Regions from separate parts of the Homo sapiens genome. Here region 1 is linked to region 2. Evidence: chromatin contacts called from ENCODE Hi-C or POLR2A ChIA-PET data. All regions are on one chromosome and are shown on one strand. Each heading gives the region's core, a stretch centred on a gene start or an enhancer-like site at or near the end of the contact. The rest is flanking DNA. Distances are from core to core; before and after follow the strand shown. Region 1 holds the start of ZC3H18-DT (ZC3H18 divergent transcript). Region 2 overlaps ZFPM1 (zinc finger protein, FOG family member 1).

Region 1 (7,254 bases), core at 616-3,115, 56 kb before region 2:
TTTGCATGTGTTGCCCAGGCTGGAGTGCAGTGGTACAATCATGGTTCACTGCAGCCTCAAACTCTTGGGCTCAAGCGCTCCTCCCACCTCGGCCCTCAGAGCAGCTGGGAGTACAGGTGTGCACCACCATGCCCAGCTATTGTTTTCGTTTTTTGTAGAGATGGGTTCCCAGTGTGTTACCCAAGCTGGTCTCAAACTCCTGCGCTCAAATGATTTTCCCACCTTGGCCTCCTAAAGTGCTGGGATTATGGGCATCAGCACCATGTCTGGTGATCTGGTCCCTTCTTCTTTTTTTATTTTTATTTTATTCTTTTTTGAGACAAGGTCTGACTCTGTTGCCCAAGCTGGAGTGCAGTGGCATGAACAGGGCTCACTGCAGCCTCAACCCCCTGAGCTCAAGTGATCCTCCCACCTCAGCCTCCCTCGTCCCTGGGAATACAGGCATGCACTCCCGGCTTCTGGTCCCTTCTAAGAGCATGCCTTGTGCTATGGTTTGAATGTTTCTCCTAGACTTTATGTGTTGGGAACTTAATCTCCACAATTATATGCTTTTGGAGGTAATTAGGATTGGATAAGGTCATCAGAGTGGGCCCCCATGATGGGACTAGTGGCCTCATAACAAAAGAAACGGGCCGGGCGCGGTGGCCCACGCCTGTAATCCCAGCACTTTGGGAGGCTGAGGTGGGCGGAGCACGAGGTCAGGAGTTGGAGACCAGCCTGGCCAATATGACAAAACCCCGTCTGTACTAAAAATACAAAAATTAGCCGGGCGTGGTGGCAGGTGCCTATAATCCCAGCTACTTGAGAGGCTGAGACAGGAGGCAGAGGTTGCAGTGACCCAAGATGGTGCCACTGCACTCCAGCCTGGGTGACAAAGCGAGACTCCATCTTGAAAGAAAAGAAGAGAAAGAGAGACTTGGGCTGGCGTGCTCTTGCCCAGCGCCATGCTCTTGGACCTCCAGCCTTCAGAACTGTAAGAAACAAACCTCTCTTCTCTATAAATTACCCACTCTTAAGCTATAGCAACAGGTAACAGACTAAGACACCTTGTAACTTTTCTTATTCTTTTTTTTTGCTCTGCGATTACAGGCATGAGCCATCGCGCCCAGGTTAGCCCTGTCCAGACTGGCTTTGGGGGTTACAGCCCTTGTTCCCAGGGAGTGGAACTTCTGTGCTCCCAAGGGAAAGCCTGTGATGGTCACCAGCCCCCGCCCCCCACAGGGCTTGGTCTCCAGCCCGTCGCAGCTGCCAACACCCCTGCTCAGCTCTCCATCCTCCCGGGAGCCTTTTCTGTTGGGTTTCTTGGAGTTTCTTGGGGGCATATTCAGCTTAGGGGGCGGCCACGGCCTGAAGGGGATTTGCACTCAGGGCTTTGGGCTCTTTCTCCAAGTTCCCTCAGGCCCCAGCAGGTTTGGAGCCTCAAACTCTAATCCCTGTTTCTCAGCTCGGCAAGGCTGTGCTTTCTGTTTTTGGACCTCCACGCCAATGTGGGAAGATGCCCCACAAGGAAAACCAGGCTGAACGTGGGCTCACTTTCTTGTTTATGTTCGCTCAAGGGATATAGCCCCGGGCCCCACCAGCGCTGGTTACTCCCCACAGGCCCCGTTACATGCGTGTATCACACAGCGAAGCGTGTGTGTCCAGCCTGTATCCATGTCTTCAGCGGGAGGCCGAGTGCCATACCAGCGGTTCTGTCTGAAAGCATTTTACGAAGGATAGCCCTTGCTATTTCCTCAAAGAGCCACCAGAGGGCACTCCCACTCCGCCCAGCCGCTGTTCCCGGGGGGAAGGGGGGATGGGGGGGTGAAGGGTGATAGAGGGGTGGGGGGGTGGGGGGGTGGGGGATGGGGGATGGGGGGGTGGGGGTGGTCCCAGGCCCTGGACTGCAGGTGAAACCTGCAGGAAGCCCTGTCTGTTCTGTGTGGGACCCCCACTTCCATCATGGCCCCCACCACAGACACAGTGAGTCCACTCCAGTCCCTGTCCCAGCCTCTGGAGGGATGCTGGCTCTGACCCCATCTGGCCCCCTGCCTTTCCCTCGAGATGTCCATGGGCCCCCAACTCTTTGACGAGGTCTCAGACACCCCAAGGAGGCCGGGGAAAGGATTCCCGGCGCAGCTGAGCTTGAGGCTGGGGGCTTTTCTGTTGTTTCTGCAGCCCCAGGGCCTGGCACCGTAGGACCTCTGCAGGCTGGTGGGGGTGAATGAATGATTGATTGATGAATGAATGAATGAATGAATGTCAGTTCAGCTGCCATTTCACCGCCTGGAATTTGGGACTCGGACTGGCTTCCTGGCTCCTCAGCTTGCAGACGGCCTATTGTGGGACTTCACCTGGTGATCATGTGAGTCAATACTCCCAGTAAACTCCCCTCCATGTATACATCTGTCCTATTAGTGCTGTCCCTCTAGAGAACCCTGACTCATATACTGGGGGTGACGTCAACGCTGCTGTGACTGTCATTTTCTGGTTCTAGAGAAACAGTGGACCCACTGAGACCAAGGGCAAGGGGAGGAAAGGCCCGGGGTAGGGCTGAAGACACAGGTTCCAGGCCCAGCTCTGCTGCTCACCGATGAGGCTTCTCCTCTGTTGAGCAGGTACAATCGTAGGGCCCTACTCTTGAGCTTGCCGTGTGGGTTGACGGTGGCGGTCCACATACGAACACTCAGCGTGGTGCCTGGCATGCAGACAGGGTTCTGTAAATCTCGGTCGTCGTAGACGATTCCATTTATTACCACCGAGCACTTCATGACCCCTTTAGGCAAAAGACTTCCCTCTCTGGACCCCTGCCTCCACTTCTACGTGGTGGCGGGTTCAGGACTGATGGCTCTGTAGCTCCATCCCATGCCATTTCATTCCATTTTCTTCCTTAGCTTCTCCATGTCTTGGCTTCTCTGTTGGGGTGATTTCAGCACCACATGGAGGACAGCAGCCTGGGAGCTGTCCATGGAGCTGAATTCATGGGAGGGCACCTGGTGGAGAAGGCGGGGTCGGGCTGGAGGTGGGGGTGGGAGGGAATCAGCAGGGGATGGCCAGAAATGGAGGGAGCTTGCGTCCATTGGGCACAACTGGGTCTTCCACGCCATGACAGCTCATGGAGTCAGCCTTTCCTGTCGTTCCAGGTAGCCCCAGTTGGGAGCTGAGGTGTGTTGATTGGGGCTCTGGGAACCATAGCCTGCCAGCTGTGGCTTGGCCATCCCCTCTGCCAGCGCTTTCCCGCCCATCAGCCCTTTTCTCTGGAGTCCCTCCTTCAGCCAGGTCCTGAAAAGTCATACCTTTTGGCCAAGCTGCTGAAAATACTACTCAGCCAGAACTCATGTGCTCATGCCAGCCTCATTCATGACACCCTCCAAACCAGAAACAGCCCAGGAGCCGATCAACAGCTTCATGGGAAAATGTATTGCAGTCTATCTCATCGCCGGGCCCTTCCGTGGCCGTGGAGACGGGCGAATCATGGTCTATCCCGTCGCCGGGCCCTTCCGCGGCAGTGGAGACAGGCGAATTGCAGTTATGCGCAGCAAGGAAGCCTCTCTCAATCACATTGAGCAGAAGTGGCCAGGCTCAATTCTGTGGAATTCTGTGTGGATCACAAACAGGCAACATAGAGGATGGTGTTTTGGGGTGCATGTTGAGGGAGAGACGGGGTTCTCTTCATCACAATGGTGGCTGGCCTCCAGGAAGGGAGGGACAGTGGCTGGGAGGCCAGGGGCCTCTGGGATGCTGAAAAATTCTTTTTCTTCTCCTTCTTCTTCTTTTTTTTTTTGAGATGGAGACTCACTGTGTGGCCGAACCTGGAGTGCAGTGGTGGGACCTCGGCTCACGGCAACCTCTGCCTCCCAGTTGAAGTGATTCTCATGCCTCAGCCTCCTGAGTAGCTGGAATTACATGCGCCTGCCACCATGCCAGGTTAATTTTTCGTATTTTTAGTAGAGATCGGGTTTCACCAGGTTGGCCAGGCTGATCTCGAACTTCTGACCTCAGGTGATCTGCCCACTTTGGCCTCCCAAAGTGCTGGGATTACAAGGCATGAGCCACAGCACCCAGCCCAGAATGGTTAATTTTATGTTATGTGAATTTCACTCAATAAAAAAAAGACAGGAAGGGGAAAGAAAGAAAGAAAAGGCAGGGAGCCGGGCATGGTGGCTCATGCCTGTAATCCCAGCACTTTCGGAGGCCGAGGTGGGTGGATCACGAGGTCAGGAGATTGAGACCATCCGGGCTAACATGGTGAAAACCCGTGTCTACTAAAAATACAAAAAATTAGCCAGGCGTGGTGGTGGGCGCCTGTAGTCCCAGCTACTCAGGAGGCTGAGGCAGGAGAATGGCGTGAACCCAGGAGGCGGAGCTTGCAGTGAGCCCAGATAGTGCCACTGCACTCCAGCCTGGGCGACAGAGCGAGACTCCGTCTCCAAAAAAAAAAAAAAAAAAAAAAAAAGGGCAGGGAACACCAGGGGGCCCAGGGGAGTCAAGGTGCCTGTGAGTGTCCCCAGCAGCCCACCTCTCCTCCCCTCCCCCCAGCCTGCAGGCCCCGGAAGCACAGGGCTGTGCCCTGGAGAAGTCTGGAGTGACTTTTAAAACACAGATATGGGGACCCATCCGATTCTGAGTTTCTGGCCAACAGCGCTCCGTGTGGTTCAGAAGTTGTATTGTTTCAGGACGGAAGCAAAGTCCAGCTAACAGCTGTCAAGGGCTGGCCTCTTGCTGGGGCCTTGGGCCCGACTTTCTCCTTTGCTCCTCCCAAAGGCGCTGGGAAGCAGGGTGCTGATGGTAAAAAATGAAGCTCAGAGAGTTTCAGTGCCGAACTCAACATTGCACGACCAGGCACAGGAGGGCACGGGACTCACAGCTCCGGAGCTTGAGGGGACGCGGGACTCACAGCACCGGAGCACGGGAGGGCATGGGACTCACACTCCCAGAGAACGGGAAGACAGGGGACTCACACCCCCAGAGAATGGGAGGACACGGGACTCACACCACCATAGCACAGGAGGGCATGGGACTTACAGCGCTGGTCCATGGGAGACGCGGGACTCACACCCCCAGAGAATGGGAGGATGCAGGACTCACACCCCCAGAGTACAGGGGGACATGGGACTCACACCCCTGGAGCATGGGGGGATGCGGGACTCACACCCCCAGGGAACGGGAGGATGCGGGACTCACACCACCAGGGAACGGGAGGATGCCTGACTCACACCCCCAGGGAACGGGAGGACGCAGGACTCACACCCCCAGAGCACGGGGGGAACGCGGGACTCACCCCCCCGGAGCACCGGGGGACGCGGGACTCACCCCCCCGGAGCACGGGGGGACGCGGGACTCACCCCCCCGGAGCACGGGGGGACGCGGGACTCACCCCCCCGGAGCACGGGGGGACGGGCGACTCACCCCCCGACGGGGGGATGCGCGACTCACACCCCCGGAGCATGGGGGGACGCGGGACTCACCGCACATCTTTAACTCCTAATCCCATCTGCTGGGGAGGCTGCGGCAGGATGAACGCTTGAACCCAGGAGGCAGAGGTTGCAGTGAGCTGAGATCGCGCCACTGCACTCCAGCCTGGGCGACAGAGCGAGACTCTTTTGTCATTTCCCTTTTTACTCAATGGCTACTTTGGTTTTTCTTTTCTTTTTTTTTTTTGAGATGGAGAGCTGGAGTGCAGTGGCACGATCTCTGCTCACTTGAACCTCCGCCTTTTATGTATTTTCAGTAGAGAGAGGTCTAGAAGGCTCAGCTGCAGCCGCCTGCCCCGCAGGGCATTCCTGGCCCAGAAAGGGTAAAATCAGACTCTAAACTCATTCAGCTGAGTGGCTTGTCCTGGGTCTGCTGTAACAAGTGACACCAATGGGCGGCTTAAAGCCACAGAAGCTGGCTGGGCACAGTGGCTACACCTGCAATCCCAGCACTTGGGAGGCTGAAGCGGGAGGATTGCTTGAAGCCAGGAGTTCAAGTCCTGGCTGGGCAGCATAGTGATACCCCCATCTCTAAAAAAAGATGGTGCACGCCTGTAGTTCCAGCTACTCTGGAGGCTGAGGTGGGAGGCTTGCTTCAGCCCAGGAGGTCGAGGCTACAGTGAGCCGTGATTGCACCACTGTCTCAAACGACAACAATAGTGACAACAAAAACACTCAGAAACATATCGCCTCACAGTTCCGTAGGCCAGATGTCTGATAGCAGAGTCATGAAGTGGAACTCGAGGCACGGGCAGGGCTGCAGGCTGCAGGGAAGGCTCCCCACGGCCTCTTCCAGGTTCCCAGGCCTCAGGCATCCGTGGCTCCCGTGCCTTGAGGCTGCATAGCTCCTGCTCTGCCTCTGTGGTCCCACGCCTCTCCTCTTCCATCTGTGTCCAATCTCCCTCTGCCTCCCTCTCAGGAGAACTCATGATCACGTCGGGTCTGTCCAGATGCCTTCTTTCTCTCCATCTTTAACTCAATCATGTCTGCAAAGACCTTTCTTCCATTCTTCCACATACAGTCACGTTCACAGGGTTAGGGTTAGGGACATGGATGTCTTTTTTTTTTTTGAGACGGAGTCTTGCCTGTGACCCAGGCTGGAGTGCAGTGGTGTGATCTCGGCTCACTGCAAGCTCCGCCTCCCGGGTTCACGCCATTCTCCTACCTCAGCCTCCCAAGTAGCTGGGACTACAGGCGCCTGCCACCACGCCCAGCTAATTTTTTGTATTTTTAGTGGAGACAGGGTTTCACTGTGTTAGCCAGGATGGTTTCGATCTCCTGACCTTGTGATCTGCCCGCCTCGGCCTCCCAAAGTGCTGGGATTACAGGCTTGAGCCACCACGCCCGGCCAGGGCACCCAGCCATTTTCAGTGGCCACATCACGTGTGAGTGAGGGGACCAGTTTCTGAGCGGGGACCCTGGTTTCTGAGCCCCCGTGGTGTGCTCAGTCCTTGTGAGGTTATGGTGAGGTAAGAATAGTGGCCCCCAGCGTGGAGCCTGTTTCCATTTCTCTTTTTCTCCTTCTAAGGCAGTACAGGCGGCCCAGCTGTGCCCTCCCGAGCAGGTGAGGCTGGCTGAACCCTCTGGGTTTTCCATCCTTGCCTGTAAGTAGAGCTGAAAACAGCACTTTCGCCCAGGTGCTAGGAAACGAGATGCTGTGTGTAAAGTGACTGGTGGCTGCCTGGCCTGGTGGTAAAGGTCCCGGAAATGGGTGACTGTGTGAGTCCAGGCTCACACTGCTCTAAAGAACTACTGGAGACTGGGTCATTTATGAAGAAAGAGGTTTAATTGGCTCACAGTT
Region 2 (6,901 bases), core at 1,707-4,206:
GCGTCGGGATGGGCCTGTGCCCAGGAGAGACCAGGGGAACCCACGTGGAGCCCAAGGCCTGTGGTTGGACTCTGTGGCCTGCTCTGCAGCCACGGAAGCCTCTTGGGCAGTAGAAAGGGTGGTCCTGTGTGGATGTCATGGCCTCCTTCACATGTGATCCTCCCAAGATCTGGCTGGGAACAAACCCAAGCCTGGTGAGAAATGCATGGGGGACGAGGCTGGGGGTCCAACAACTTCTTTTCTTTCTTTTTTTTTGAGACAGAATCTTGCACTGTCACCCAGCCTGGAGTGCAGCGGTGCAATCTCGGCTCACTGCAGCCTCCGCCTCCCGGGTTCAAGCGATTCTCCCATCTCAGCCTCCTGAGTAGCTGGGAGTACAGGTGCGCGCCACCGCACCCGGTTAATTTTTGTATTTTTAGTAAAGAAGGGGTTTCGCCATGTTGGCCAGGCGTGTCTTGAACTCCTGACCTCAAATGATCTGCCCACCTCAGCCTCCCCAAGTGCTGGGATTACAGGTGTGAGCCACCGTGCCCGGCCCACCAGCAACTTCTTCACACATCCTCGACCCACTGGGCCCCTTCCTGTGATCCCCTTTTTAGGTTCCTGTTTACAGATGGGGCAACCAAGGCCCAGAGGAGGGAGTGGCTGCTGGAGGCCCCCGAGTGGAGCCCAGGATGGCCTGGGGAAGGGTATCCTCCCAGGAGGGCTGTGGGGCTGGGCCCATCTGCAGAGGGGCCTCACAAGGGTCCCTTGTGAGCATCCGAATGCCTGGGTGCATGGGTGAGGTCAGGGTACACTGGGCAGCTGGCTCTCTGCAGGGGGCCTTTCCCACAGCCATGCGGGCCCCTCAGGGCTGCCACTTCTCCCCGAGGCCCACATCTGCCGGAGCTGGATGGCATCTCCCATGGGGGCTGGTGTTCTCAGGCCTGTAGAATCCACAAGACCCAACCCAGGCTATGGACAGTGGCTGAGCACCGTCCTCTGAGTCATACCCCGTCCAGCCAACCTGCCAGGGCATGGAGAAGGCTGACACACCCAGGCAGCCCAGGTCTAGGACCAGGAGACCAGAGCCATGGGGCACTAGTCAGTCAGTGTGTTCCCTGGATCAAGCCACACCTGAATGCCAAGTCAAGAAACATAAAGGGACCCAGGCTTGACTCCAGCCCTGGCTGGGTCACTGATGGCCATGGCACCTCTGGGCAGACCTCAGCTTCCCATCTCTGAGCTCTGGAGGCGGGGACATGGTGCTGAGGGGGTGAGGCCAAGAGCTCGGGGGATGATGGGGACCGTTTCTCCTGCTCTCGTCTGTGAAAAGCAAGGCCTGAGAAGCTGGGGGCCACGTCGGAGGTTACACAGCCAGCAAGTGGCATGGGAGAGTCGAGCCCAGGTCCTCTGATCGCAAACCCATGTCTGCAGCCCAGGCCATACCCCCACTTGCAGTGAATCCCACCCCTTGGGTAGTGGGCCCTCCGTGAAGCCCCTTCCCCGTTCACAGATAGGAGTCGCCGAGCGGAGCAGGCAGAAGGCCACCTGGAAAGGCCAGCAGGACCGTAGCCCTCACTCGCAGCAGTGGCCCCGGCTGTGGCACTCGGGACAGCCGAGATGGAAGGAACAACGTGACATGCGCTAGCGAGAAGGGAGACGGAGCCGCAGGCGGATGAGACGCGGGTGACGGGAGCCATGGATGCACCAGAGCTTGGAGACAAAGCCACTCGAGGGCTCTGCAGATTAGCCTGGCTTCTGGGGGCCTGATGAGGGCTCCCACCCTGCCTCCTCCTGGGTCCCCCCAGCGCCCCTCAGAGGGTCCAGGTCCTTGCAGGAGGGCTGGGTCTGGGAGAGGCGCAGAGGAGCCTGGGAGCTGCACACCCAGGATGGGTAGAGAAATGGATCAGCTTTGCTGTTGAAAAACCAGATGTCACATACGTCTGGGCCCTCTGGCCACACTGGGGAAATGGCTCTGCTCCTCAGAGCTGTGCCCCGTGCACACCCAGTGATGGCCACCACTCTGCGGACGCACACTCAGTGCACAACCTGCCCTGCCCGCCCGCCCCCATTCAGTCCTTTCTGGATTATTCTGTGTTATTGTGTGCCCAGCATTGCAGTTAAGCCCCAGCACAAGACCTGAGTCTATTTCACTGAGGGGAAACAAAGGAGGGGCCTGCCTAAGGCCCCCCAGCGCCCTGCCCTAGAAGACCCCAGGCCCATCACCTCCTGGGAGGGTTCCAGCTCCTCTACCCTGGTCCCCCTGCCCTGGTGCCCCCCCACCCCTGCCCTGGTCTCCCTGCCCCCTGACCCTGGTGCCCCCCAACCCTACCCTGGTCTCCCTGCCCCTGCCCCTGGTCTCCCCACCTCCTGCCCTGGTCTCCTCTGCCTTCTGCCTGGCATGGCCCCTGTTGGCCTCCTGGCCATGATGCCTGGCCTCTGCTGGGCCACAAACCTCAGAGCACCCTGGAGGCCAGTGGAGAGCCCAGGGTGGGGTTGGCCTAGAGCCCCAGGCCTCCTGGATGAGGGTTTTCTTCTCACCCCAGGCCAGAGGTTAACAAAGGGCTTCGAACCACAGAACCTGCCTTCCTGAGACCCTCAGACCCTGCACTCACTGTGGATGGCTGTGGGGGGCTGGGGGTGCGGGGGGTGCCTGTCCTTGGGGTGAGCACGTGGTTGGAAAGCCCCATGGGGGGGCCCTGCCGGCGGCTGCACCTGCCGAGGCTCTCTCTCTGCTAGAGGTGGGCCTCGTGCCCTATGTGCCCATCCTCCAAGCACCCGCCCACCAGCACGGTGGTCTCCTTGCCAAGATGTGCTCAGGACCCACATCGCAGGGGGCCTGGGTGGGGTCAGCAGACAGGCGGCATGGGCTGCGTTCCCGGGAGCTGACGGCAGGGGGTGCTGGCTCCAGGGAATGGTAGATGCCAGGTATGGTGATGCCTCAGGGCCAGCCCACATGGCACCGTGCCAGGACCCCAGGAAGCCGTCGTGCGGAGGGCGATGCCGGCCCCTCCCACCTCCTCCCTGCCTCCCAGGTCCCCAGAGTGCTCACCACCTCCTGAGGGCACCAGGGGGCAGAGGTCTTGATTTCATTAACTCTGTCTTCCTGCTGGACTGTCAGCCCCTCAGGGCCGGCTGTTGAACGGCTGTGTCCCCAAGGCACTGGGACACCGTGGACCTGAGTGCCTGTGTTTGGAGGAGGAGGGCACCACCGCCTGGGAGAAGACCCAGCCAGAGGACCCTGGGGAGGGACTGGCCTCCTCGCCGAGGCCCTAGCTGGCTCTGGGCTGCCCTTCCACAAACGGGCAGTAAGGAGCAGCAGGCTCAGGGGCCATGGCTTGGCTTGGCCAAGCCTGGGCCTGGCGTCCACTGTAGAGCAGCTGCGTCAGCCACCGGGCGAGGGAGAGGCAGGAAGGGCCGGCCCCAGGTGCTGCAGCCCCCAGCCTCGCCCCGCCCACCCGCCAGCTGGTGCCTGTGAACTTGTCTTCCTATCGCCTGGAACATCGCTGCAATTATTGATTTTTTGACACAGAACAACAGCCCATCTTTATCGGGCTGAACCCTGGCCCCAGCTAATGGCAGAGCTGGGACCGCCTGGGAATAGCAAGGAGGGCAGGGTGGGGCCCAGCTCTCCTGCAGGGACCTGGGGGCCCTCGCACCTGCAGGCCCAGTGGCCTGTCCTGGGGAGGGGGTGTCTCTAAGGGAAAGGGCAAGGCCCTGGCCCCACAGGGGCAGTGGGGCAGTGCTCAGGCCCAGAACTGCCCTTTCAGAGGCCTTGAGGACAGCTCGGAGCCAGGTCTTGCCTGTCTGAACCCCTTCCATGGTGCTCTCTGGGGACTGTGGTCTCAGACACCACTACCTTGGCCCCGTCTGGGGCAGCTGGACTGGCAGGCAGAGCGCCACGGTACACAGGGGGGCCATGTCCCTCCATGTACCCTTAAGGGGTCTGTGCACGGGGCCCAGCGAGGTGCTCTTTCTCCATGCACCCTGGGCGGTGTCTCTGCCACTCTGCGGCACCTCGCCAGGGCTGAGGAGTCTGAAAGCCACAGCCTCATGTCACCTCCAAGCTGGGAGATTGGCGGCCTCTCTGGGCTTCTGGAAGGCTAAACACCCTGGGTCCTGGGCCTTGGTCTTCCCGCCTGGGAAGTGGGGAGAGGGAGCTGATTTGCCTCCAGGTCCTAGTAGTCTGGTCTTTGGGGACCCTGAGGCCTGAGAACTGGGGTGGGGGTCCCTGGCTCTCCCCAGCCTTGCCTTGTCCTATTGGTGGCTGAAAACAGGATGTCAGATAAGCTGTTTGCACAGAACATATTTTCTTTACCTTATCTGTGTCCTATCGGCCTGGGCGCCCTGGCCTCTGCCCCGTTTTTCCAGGGTCTGGATGCCGCTGAGGGCCCTTTCTTCCTACCAGGTCCCTGCTCAGCCTGTTCATTTGCCCCCTGGGGACTCTGTCTGTGCTTCATAAATGGGAGAGGGTGAGTGAGGGCCCAGGGTACTGCCTCAGCCCTGGGCGAGACCATCTACCCAGCCTGGCAGGCACCCACCCCCACTGAGGGCAGCCATGGACACCCAGGCAGGTGCTGGTGAGGACGCTGGTACCCACCGAGAGTGTCAGGACACTGCTACCCCCAAGAATGGAAAAGTCCCTTCCAGAAAAGGCTGCTGCCCTGAGCCCTCACTGACCCTTCAGGCTCGTCACCTCCACAGAGGAGGTGCTAACCAGGGGGAGACTGAGGCCTCGGGAGCCCAAGATCTGCCTGGCAGCCCGAGGCGCTAACTGGGGTACAGGGCCTGTGCCCCGGGGTGAGCCCAGCCCCATGTGAGTCCCGGAGGCAGAAGGTGCTTCCGTGAACTGTGAATGTGTCTCCTCTTCTAAAAGTCACGTGTGATTTTATGGGAAGCCACAGAGGGTGCTGCCATGGCACCGATCACCCCAACACAGATGAGAAGACCGAGGTCAGAGAGGACCTGGCTCCACAGAGAGGCAGCTGGCTGTGAGTCAGATGCAGGCCAGGCAGAGGGTGGGAAAGACCAGGAAGCAGGAGGAGCCCTGGAGGCAGAACAGGCCGGCCCCTCCCCAGACACAGATCCCTCCACTCAGGAACCGTGGGCCCCCCAGACACAGATCCCTCCACTCCGGAACCGTGGGCCCCCCAGACACAGATCCCTGCACTCAGGAACCGTGGCCCCCCAGACACAGATCCCTCCACTCAGGAACCGTGGGCCCCCCAGACACAGATCCCTCCACTCAGGAACCGTGGGCCCCTCCCCAGACACAGATCCCTCCACTCAGGAACCGTGGGCCCCCCAGACACAGATCCCTCCACTCAGGAACCGTGGGCCCCTCCCCAGACACAGATCCCTCCACTCAGGAACCGTGGCCCCCCAGACACAGCTCCCTCCCCTGTGCCGCTGCTCAGGACCCACGGGGGTCCCCACTGGCCCCTGAATCAAGCACTGTGCTACAGTGGGGGTTCCTGTCCCAGGGGCGCCGTGCTCATCCACCCACCCTGCCCCGCGGAGCAGCGCCCCTGCCACCTCCCACCTGCCGAAGAGACCGCACACAGCCTTCCAGCCCTGAGGGGCCTTCATGGCTGGTGGGGTTGGAGGAACGACAGCTAAAGGCGGGTGGGGGTGGCGAGCGCTCTGAGGGCAGCCCCGGATCTGCCGTCCGGCCACCGTGTGTGCAGAGACCCACAAACGGGCATCCACGTGGCCTCTGCTGCCCTTAGAACATCCTTCTCTGGAAGAAACGTGGCAAGACAGCAAAAATTTAAAAAAATAAATGGCTTGCCATCTTTGACATGCTGACCTGAGCCCGCCCATGCCGGGATGATTTTTCTGGGATAAATTCCCAGGAGCCAACTGCTGAGTCAAGGGAAGCAGCAGCTGCTGGCGCTGGGGCAGCCCGGACCGGGTGGCTCCGACCTGCGAGGTGGGGACCCTCGGCTAGGGGGGGTCACCAAGGCCACTGCCTCCAGCAGCACTGGACGGGAAGGGACAGTGGGGCTCTGGGAGGCTGGGGACAAGCCCAAGACCTACAGTGACTCCAGGGTGGATCCAGATGGGAACCTGGGGCCAAAGACCCTGTCCATGGCCCCGGGCGGCCCACAGGGCACAGGGACGGGGTTGGGGGACATGGAGGGGCAAGCACAGAGGCGTCAGGCCTATGGGGCAGAGGTGGGTCCTGAGTGCCCGGCGCCCGGGCCCCTGGGCAGGGCGGGAGAGGGCGGGGGGCCGGGGTGGGAGGCACCCTCACGAGACGCAATAAACCCGAGATAGCATCTTGCCGCATCTCAGGCCCTGCTCGGCCCTTTCGGGCAGGATATGACCAGCCCTCGAGCCGATGGCGGCCCCTTTGTCCCATCTCCGGGGACCGATCTTATCAGCTGCGTCCACGGCCGCTGTAATGGAAAAGCGCAGTGAGGAAATAAAAAGTTACACGCAGAGAAGGAGGAGAGATAAATAAATAAATAAATAAATAAATAAATAAATAAATAAATAAATGGGGGGGGGCGGGTGGAGCCGCGTCGGGGGTGGAGGAGCTACTAGGAGTGTTAAACCATGGGTTGGGGCGTTTGCAGGGCTGGGGTCAGGAGGTCAGGGCTCACCGGCCTGGTCTCCACCTCGGATGAACCACGTGAACTCACTGGGCCTCAGTTTGCTCATCGGCCCAGGAGCCCCCTCGCGGGCTGGGGTTGATCCCATGGCAAACAGCAGTGGCAGGAGGGCCCTGCACCCACGCCCACTACCTCCATCACCAGCACCAGCGGCAGGGCCCTGCACCCATGCCCGCTATCTCCATTATCATCAGCACCAGCGGGAGGGCCCGGCACCCACACCCGTTACCTCCATCATCAAGAGCACCTGCGGGAGAGGCCCTGCACCCACACCCGCTATCTCTATCATCACCAGCACCTGC

Evidence for each region. Hi-C counts contacts between places; a loop is a spot of excess contacts on that map. ChIA-PET counts read pairs that join two places held with the same protein, here RNA polymerase II (POLR2A). Pooled maps may share reads with other maps.
Region 1: a pooled map shows a loop between it and region 2 (3-fold over the local background). The contact joins the promoter of ZC3H18-DT here to the enhancer-like site in region 2. A Hi-C loop is called at or near these places in 2 of 50 pooled maps. POLR2A ChIA-PET finds 5 or more read pairs at or near these places in 7 of 52 experiments (Caco-2, H1, HEK293T and 4 more).

What each region holds. Positions count from the first base shown.
Region 1 is chr16:88,556,594-88,563,847 of GRCh38, reverse strand. It overlaps ZC3H18-DT (ZC3H18 divergent transcript), which reads left to right and starts at 1,865. Exons shown (of 3, transcript NR_146877.1): 1 at 1,865-2,344; 2 at 2,477-2,597; 3 at 3,123-3,745.
Region 2 is chr16:88,501,651-88,508,551 of GRCh38, reverse strand. All of the region lies in intron 3 of ZFPM1 (zinc finger protein, FOG family member 1), which reads right to left. It also overlaps LOC107984890. Among named protein-coding and RNA genes, the nearest start is that of ZFPM1-AS1, 26 kb to the left of the region's middle. RefSeq lists an enhancer at 1-119. Within about 2 kb of position 2,956, at least 6 of the 41 ENCODE cell types and tissues checked have a DNase peak (open chromatin) inside an H3K27ac peak, as active enhancers do.